Regions from separate parts of the Homo sapiens genome. Here region 1 is linked to region 2. Evidence: chromatin loops called from intact Hi-C (ENCODE). Cell type or tissue: IMR-90. All regions are shown on one strand. Each heading gives the region's core, and the rest is flanking DNA. Links, peaks and the distances in the headings are about the cores only. Region 1 has its middle 450 kb from the start of QKI. Region 2 has its middle 170 kb from the start of QKI.

The links. Hi-C counts contacts between places; a loop is a spot of excess contacts. Peaks named below come from ENCODE experiments on the same cell type or tissue, not always from the same donor. Only the 100,000 strongest peaks of a DNase experiment are listed, where the experiment ranks them.
Region 1: a loop joins it to region 2, with 2.1 times the contacts of the local background. A loop is called at or near these places in 1 of 110 quality-filtered maps.

Annotation. Positions count from the first base shown.
Region 1 is chr6:163,859,320-163,863,653 of GRCh38, forward strand. No RefSeq gene overlaps it. Among named protein-coding and RNA genes, the nearest start is that of QKI, 450 kb to the left of the region's middle. In IMR-90, for the core only: no CTCF peak of the experiment used is centred there; DNase peaks (open chromatin) are centred at 1,082 and 1,682; H3K4me3 peaks cover 482 bases; H3K27ac peaks cover 1,115 bases.
Region 2 is chr6:163,584,237-163,588,636 of GRCh38, forward strand. No RefSeq gene overlaps it. Among named protein-coding and RNA genes, the nearest start is that of QKI, 170 kb to the left of the region's middle. RefSeq lists an enhancer at 3,196-4,395. In IMR-90, for the core only: no CTCF peak of the experiment used is centred there; a DNase peak (open chromatin) is centred at 1,795; H3K27ac peaks cover 258 bases.

The DNA.
Region 1 (4,334 bases), core at 1-4,000, 280 kb after region 2:
TATAAACAAATACACCCACACACATTTACCTGGGCAACTGATTCAATGGATATCACTATTTATTGATATGTTCATATTGCTGGGGTCTTAGGACAAATTCTGAACCACTTGTCATGTTTGCCACTATTTTAACAAACAGGATAAATAGATAAATAATTGAATTGTTCTTTGAAGTATTTTCCTTGGATGAAATGTTATTACCTAGATAGTGCAGAGCCTCCGTGGATTCTTTCAGGCTTATTTATTTATTTTATAATGCCACTGCTACTGCCATAACAGGTGTGTTTGTGAAATAGTAAAATTGCAGTTAGACAAGTAGGTTAAGTAGATAACTGTCTTAGTGTGGCCTCCGAACTATAGCGAATGCTGCAATATCCAACACACCCAAGCAAAATCCAAATTTGTCAAGATGGAGGAAATTGGTAGCAATTGCATCAAATGCTCATTTATTTTTGTATCAAATGTAGTGTTGAGTGTTTTGCCCAAGATAAAGAAAACATCAGTACTAATGACTGACGTTAATCATTCTGTCATCTCTTTGATGCTCTCCTAGAAGAGGGAGAAATGCAAAATAAAATTTGTGCAGTTGTAACAAAAAAGCAAGTGCTTCATCTGAAGTTTTGTTCACCCAAGAAATATCCTGAAAGTTTCATTTAGCTGACTAAAGAGAAAATGTAGTAAATAACTAAAGGAAAATTACTAAGAAATGCTTAAAGAAGGCTTAGGTTAGCTGCTTGGGGACTAGCAAAATAGCAATTAAGTTTATAGAATGAAGGGATTAAAAGTAACGTGAATGAAAAGTAGAAGGAAATGAACTCCGTTCTAATCTCTAAAACTGGCTTAAATAAAATGCTCATTATAGGGTGGGTTTATGAGGCACACCAGAAGCTGCAAGGATTAGGATGCATGGATTTAAAAGCTAGGAATCTACTTTTGACGATGCTGACAAAATGCTATGAGTGGGTTCCTTTCTCGGGTGTCTCTCCAGGCTGTGCAGCAGGAATTCTATTTGAAACCAGGTTACTTTTCAGTTTTGTCATCAGTATTAAGAATTGTTTTCAACTGATGCATTCGTGGGTCAAAAACCACAAAAATCTGCATATATAGCTTATGTTTATTTTTAGAATTCTCTTCATATTAGAAAATTGTACCAAACAGGATACTGCAAAAATCATTCCTGAAATAGTTACTGCAATTTGGGAATGGAAAGTAAATGAATAACCAAATGTACCTCTAATCTTAACTGGAAGGCATTTCCATAATTGACGCTCCCAGAACCTTCTGTGAGTGATGGGCTTGAGAGCTGAGGGATTTGACTTGAAAAGGCTCTGACACTGAATGATTTATGGCCGTGTTCCTCCCTGAGCCAGCGCCCAGTATCTGCTCTGCACAGAACATGACCAGGGCTACAGGGAGCGGAAACCTCATTTAGTTATACAGGAAGCCTAAACGATGCGGCACTTCAAAGATCACTGGGATCTTAATGGGAAGCCGGCACTCCCCAGAGCAGCAAGTGAGGGCAGGAGGCCCCCAGGGAGGTGTTCTGGACCACGGTTTATCTGCTCCCAGGCTGGGGCGCTGCCTCCCAGAGATGGAACTATCTTGACTAAGCCTGGAGAAAGGATCCCCTTATCTGGCAAATGCTATTGCTTTCTGTGTGTAGCTGTTTTGTCGTCTTGAATATTTCATCACTCTGCAATCATCTTCCCTTTGGTTGGCTAAGCACTCTTATTAGGCAAACCCCTTGGTGCTGAAAGATCTGAAGCCTACTCACCACTCTGTAAAATCTTCATTTCTGGTATAGAGAGAAATTTCTGCCTTGTGAGAATATATTGGCCGCATGTGGCATAACTGAAACAACTTCAAAATTGGTGACGATTCTACCACTTCCAGAAATCAGTAATTGAATAGAGAGTAAAGCAATTAGACTAGCAGACACAACTGGATTCAATCATTTGATCATTGGATCATTGATAATTTGGAATATGTATTAAATCCAACACCGTCAGAACCAAGTTCATCTTTGTACAATCTGTAATAAGAGGACTTGCTCAGTGGATAAGCCAAGCTTACCTGGGGAATGGTTAAACGCCAAGGAAAGGAAAGGTTTTGAAGTACTCACGCAGCATCCATTCAGGTAGCAGAGCCTATATGAAATTCTGCTAGTGAATACTTTTTAAACTATGTCAGGATTATTTTGTTATCTAAGAGCTATGAAATTGTTTTTTCTTAAAGTTCGAATTAATGAAGTTTCACTGAATTAATAATAAAATCTATACCAGTTTTAGGCACACTTGTATAATGAACTTAAATAGTTTCTTATACCATCGAGATCAATTTTTAACAAAAAGAATGCATATTTGTCTCTCGTTTAGTCTGTTTTATCAAGGCGAGGCGCATAAATGGGCTCTTCCTCCTGCTGGTTTGCACAGCTCCTCTTTCTCTTCGACACCCCCACGTCCTGGCCAAGCAGATGGGCATCCCACACTTCCAGTCTCATTCCAAGATGCTGTAGGCCACATGGCAATCTTGCATTCTCCTGGCTTATGTGTTCCAGAAGTCTAGACACTTGGCAAAGGCCCTTCAAGTGTGGAAAAGTTACACGGGGGAAACGCCCTGAGTCAGAAATGGCTTCCCTTCTTCAGCTGAGATTTTTGTGGACTGAACTTGTGAGATGCAGCTGAAGTGAAGAAAGCCATGATGTTGGGAGGGTCCAGAGAGAGGCTCAGGGAAGTGTGAGGAGTGTGGGAGCAACAGAATATCCCTCTCCCCCGACCTGCCACCGGCCCTGCATCTGATTCCATAGAAGGAGCAACACTCTGGAGAGGGGATGGAGTGGACACTCTGGATGGAGGGGATGGAGGAGGGAGGAGGCATTGCCGGGAAGCATGTCCCCAGCGTGGCACAGAAACCAGGCACGAACCTGGTGCTTAGGGAGTCCGAGGAAGCAGAGGGAGCCTTCGGCCCTCAGGGGCAGGAAGATGACAATGAAGAGGGCTCAGTGGAGACTCCGGTGGATCAATGACTGAAGTTCACATGGGACAATCGATGGCACAGAAGATGGCCCTTTGGATAGAAAACATTAAAGATAAAAATCTAGCTCCCCACCCAACCCAGAAATAAAAGCTCTTTGCACTATGCGAGCCCTTGAAATCAGGACGCCACATGGGAAGACAGTTGAGGGTTCATTGATTTGTCTAAGCTGTAAAAACTTTAGCTGATATTAAGTTGTAAAAACTGTGATGGTTCTACATAAATATATCTATATTTTATATATATATTTCATATATATGTATTTCCTATTAGTTCTGTCCCCTAACAGAACCCTGACTAATACAGAAACATTCTTTTGAAAAATTACAATTCTTTACATCTGAGTTTTATGGGTTGAGATGCAGAAGTGTTAAAGATGCCTACAGTTGAGTGATTTCAAATAGACTACTGTGTTTCTGCCTTCATAGGAATTAAATTATGTCCCCACAAGTGATATGTTGGAGTCCGGAGACCCCAGAATGTGGTCAGAATGTGACTGTATTTGGAGACAGGGCCTTTGCAGAGGGAATCAGGTTACAATGAAGTCCTAATGAATGATGTGGCGGGGAGTCGGGGTGGGGTGGGGGTGGTATGTGTGTGTGTGTGCTTAATCCAGTGTGACTGGTGTCCTTGTAAAAAACAGAGAAAATTTAGATGATAGGGAAGAGAACCAGAACCGATGCTCCCTCGCAGCCTCAGAAGGAACCAACCCTGCAGACACCTTGATCTTGGACTTTGAGCTTCCAGAGCTGAGACAGTAAATTTCTGTTGTTCCGGCCAGGTTTTCAGGATTCACTGTTTTTCTCTGACTAGGTCACCAAATGAGGACTATTTATTTATTTATTTATTTATTTATTTATTTATTTTCCAGATGGAGTCTCACTCTGTCACCCAGGCTGGAGTGCAGTGGCGCGATCTCCGCTCACTTGCAACCTCTGCCTCCAGGGTTTAAGCGATTCTCCTGCCTCAGCCTCCCGAGTAGCTGGGATTATAGGTGCATGCCGCCACACCTGCCTAAGTTTTTTGTATTTTTGGTAGAAACGGGGTTTCATCGTATTGCCCAGGCTGGTCTCAAATTCCTGAGCTCAGGCAATCCACCCGCCTTGGCCTCCCAAAGTGCTGGGATTACAGGCATGAGCCACTATGCCCGGCTGAGGATGTATGATTTTTTGAATAACTGTCATTCGTCCACTCCACACTCATGGGGAGATAGAAGAGTGTTGCGGTCACAGCAATGGCAGAGCAGTTTTGTGGCTCAGGCTCCTTCCCCAATTTTGGGTTTCCCTGAGAGTCACATGGCT
Region 2 (4,400 bases), core at 78-4,077:
ATTACTGTATAGAACAATATGACAAATGTCACGTATTTCATTACTTAAGATTACAAACTATTTTAGTGACTAGGAAGTGATGCTAATCTATATCTTTTTTCTATCAAGACATAAGGTACTATCTACGAGATGTGAGTTTTAGTCTTCTTGGTATCCAACGTGTAAGTTCCATTCATAAATCATCATTCACCTACTTAATGACTCATAGCAGTAGAACATTTTATCAAGAGTTGACCTCTGGAAAATCATTTTACACCACTGTACACATTGATGAGAAAGCTATAGCGTACTGAAGATTTAGAACATTCTGAGTGTAGTAAGACGAGTGTTTTTTCTCCCTTTGACTGGCAGTGATAATGTTCACGTTATCAGGTATTTGAAGGACTATTTGGGTCAACTAATTATTTGATCCCTACCTACTACAAATCTCCTTTTCAAGGGATATGGATTATGGATTGGAGATTTCCACTTGGTATCAATGATGCTGAAATAACTAGGGTTTTTTTTTTCTTTTTTCCCTAGTAACTTCATTTACCATTGAATTTTGTGGGATTTCAGTTTATTTGAAGCTAGCATTATCTGATTCTCTTCCCGCAGAACTTAGTTCCCTATGGATTATATGACCTGGCATAGTAATCAGGGGGGTTCTTATTTCACTCTATTCAATGTTCTGTCGACTGACAATTTATTTAGTCCTAGTGGAGGCATTCATACTAATGCTTTCATCACACAACTGTGACTCTGCTGGGCCTGTGCACTTTAAAATCCAACTTACATCCAACGTGGGTTTCTCCAAATGGTGTAGCGGCTATCTAAACATAACTGAAATTTCTACTATTAGAACACTATATCACATCTAAATTGAGGCTTAGACCACAAACTTTTGTTTATTTAACCCAAAAATCATTCATAACAATAATTACTAGGGAATACAAATGCCTGTTCTCTAAAACAAAATTTAAAAACCATCTTACTGCTAATATTTGAAATTACTTACAGAATACTAAAAAAGCACACTACCAAATACGTGTCTCACAATTTTTGCCTTAAAAAGTTTTCGGGCTTCTAGTGGGAGTCCTACAGTTGTTTTAACAACAACAAAAATCAATTGATCTTGACTTGCTTTCATTGATAAATCTTTGAAAAGTATAGACTTAGATTAGGACTGAGAGAATTGAAATACAGTGGCCCCTTCTTATATATAGGGGATACATTTTCAGACTCCCAGTGGATGACTGAAACCATAGATAGCACAGAACCTGATTACGTTATGTTTTTTCTTTTTTCTATTTTGAGACAGAGTCTCACTGCTGGTGCAATCTCGGCTCACTGCAACCTCCACCTCCCGAATTCAAGCAATTCTCCTGCCTCAGACCCCCAAATAGCTGGGATTACAGGCATGTGCCACCACGCCCAGCTAATTTTTTGTATTTTTAGTAGAGACAGGGTTTCACCATGTTGGCCAGGCTGGTCTCGAACTCCTGTCCTCAAGTGATCCACCCGCCTCGGCCTCCCAAAGTGCTGGAATTACAAGCATGAGCCACCACACCCCGGCAATGTTTTTTCTTATATATTTGTACCTATGATAAGCTTTCACTTTTTCACTTAAAGGCAGCACTTACAATTCTCTTTGTCCCGTCTGAATTGCAAGCATCACTGCTCTTGCGCTTTGGGTCCATTATAAGTAAAATAAGGATGACTTGAACACAGGAAGTTAATCTGATAACTAAGACGGCTGCCAAGTGACTGCTGGGGGCCGGGGAGGTGTCTACAGCAAGGATATGCTGGACAGAGGGATGACTCATGTCCCAGGCGGAAAGGCACAAGATTTCATCACACTACTCAGAATAGCTTGAAATTTAAAACTTAAGAAAGGTTTATTTCTGGAACTGTCCATTTAATATTTTTCTAACATAGTTGACCTTAGGTAACCGAAACTTCAGAAAGGGAAATGTGAATAAGGGGGCACTATTGTAATCTAGCTTTAACCACTTTTCAGTAATCAAGAGGTGCACAGTATAGATTGAATGTGCATCACTCAGCACAAGGCGTCTAGTGAGAAACTGCAATGATGATGTCGATGACTTTACTGCGTGTGCTCTCCTGGGAATGATGGTCTTGGTTATCACTCAGAAACACTAGCAAACGGGGAAGTGAGGATCTTTAAGAAAAGCTGATTCTCACAATTCCTCTGGGGAGGTTTGTACCATGACTTAGAATCCTATCTCCCTATATATGATGTTTGGTTTTCTCCTCTACCTAGGAAGGGGAGAAGTACTTGAAGTTATCTTCTTGAGTTCTCAATTCCTAAGTCATACTTGGTAGTGTGATTTTGGCCATCAGTGTATGATTTTAAGTATTAGGAATAAGGCCCCACCACCACCCCAACACACTTTTAAATAATAAGACGTTCAGGCCAGGCATGGTGGCTCACGCCTGTAATCCCAGGCACTTTGGGAGGCCTGGCCTCACTTGAGGCCAGGAGTTCGAGACTAGCCTGGCCAACATGGCGAAACCCCATCTCTACTAAAAATACAAAAACTAACAAGGCATGGTGGTGGACGCCTGTAATCCCAGCTACTTGGGAGGCTGAGGCAGGAGAATCGCCTGAACCCGGGAGGCGGAGGTTGCAGTGAGCCAAGATCACGCCACTACACTCCAGCCTGGGCAACAGAGCAAAATTCCGCCAAAAAAACACAAAACAAACGAACAAAAACCAGGAGCTTGCCGTCTAGGCAGCAGCCCACAGAGCAGTAGCTCCCACACTCCAAGCCCCAGACCTGCCTGGAAAGACCTGGGAATAGACCTTGAAGATCTGAGGGTTTACCCTAGTGTGAAACCCCGTTCTGTGCCTGGCCACAGTTATGTCTGGAGGCCAGTGTGGCCAAATAGTAACATTTTAACCACAGGGAGTACAGACAGAAAGGGAGGCTTTCCCTCTGTGCGCCCCCCGGCTGCCCTTTCTCCTGTCCAGCAGAACAGGTTTGAGCTTTTATCATTATTCCAAAAAAATTAATATTTTTGAAGAAGTAGGAAAGTACTTGTACTTGTGAAACACTCAGAATTTCCAATTAGAAAGGCACATATTTAAGGTGCTGCATAAATTTTCTCATGTATCCATATTTCTCTGTCAGCATAACGCAGGCTCTCTGGAATATGGCTGCTTTCTCACTCTGGAGATTTTAGACAGGTAACTTCAACCTGAAACCTCAGGTCTCTCATCTATAAAATGGGGATAAAGTACCTATGTCACAGGGCTCCTAAGAGGGTCAACTGAGCTAATTAACGTAAACCTCTTAGCACATTGCCTGGAACTGGTGTGTGTTCAGTGAGTATGTGTCATTATTTTCCTCTATTGTTTCCTGTTGCTAAATTAAGAATGTGTATTTAGTCAAGGCACGGTGGTTCACGCCTGTAATCCAGCACTTCGGGAGACTGAGGCGGGTGGATCACTTGAGGTCAGGAGTTTGAGACCAGCCTGGCCAACATGGTGAAACCCAGTCTCTACTAAAAATACAAAAATTAGCTAGGCATGGTGGCATGCACCAGGAATCCCAGCTACTGAGGAGGCTGAGGCAGGAGAATTGGTTGAACCCAGGAGGTGGAGGTTGCAATGGGCCAACATCGTGCCACTGCACTCCAGCCTGGATGACAGAGTGAGACACTGTCTTAAAAAAAAGGGGGGGCGTATTTAATCTACCTGGAGTCATTGGGAAGTGAGTCATTTCCTGTCCTCTTTATAGCCTTGAAGATTTCATATGTCTTCTTAAGAAACTCATGTACTTTGGGGTGCCCATGTTACATGGTGAGTAAGATATTTTACACATTTTTGTACGATTAAAATAATGTGTGTACTTTATAAATAAGCTGTAGTTTTCCAGCAAAATCTAGCTAAACTCCTACCACAAATGTAACAGGCATATAAAATTGTGATTACCTAAAAAGTCACTACTATGCAATGATATTTAAACCTTATATGTCCTCATATTAAATTCTGCTTTGTACATTGAACTGCAGTTTATGTGACCTGAATATTTATTTCAAAGATAAACAGTACCTACACATTGCTCCAAGGGTTAGATTAGGGTGTTTATTCCCAGGCATTTTTTTCTGTTGTATTCGGATGAGACACAGACACGTCAGACAATTTCATCAGTAATGAACAGGAAACACACCAGATGCCAGCCTCGTGCCAAAGACTCCAACTGATCACCAAGGAACATCTGCCAAAATGCTTTTTAAACTCTTGGAGCACAGCTGTGTCTGTGCGCCCTGCTCCCTCGGTTAAGCTTCCGCTGGCATGACCTGCAATGACCGGCGGGTCCTGATGTGCTTTTTCCCTGATGGTAAAACTTTTGAAAGTTTTTTCTTATGTCCCTGTGTCCCTGCGAAGCCCTTGA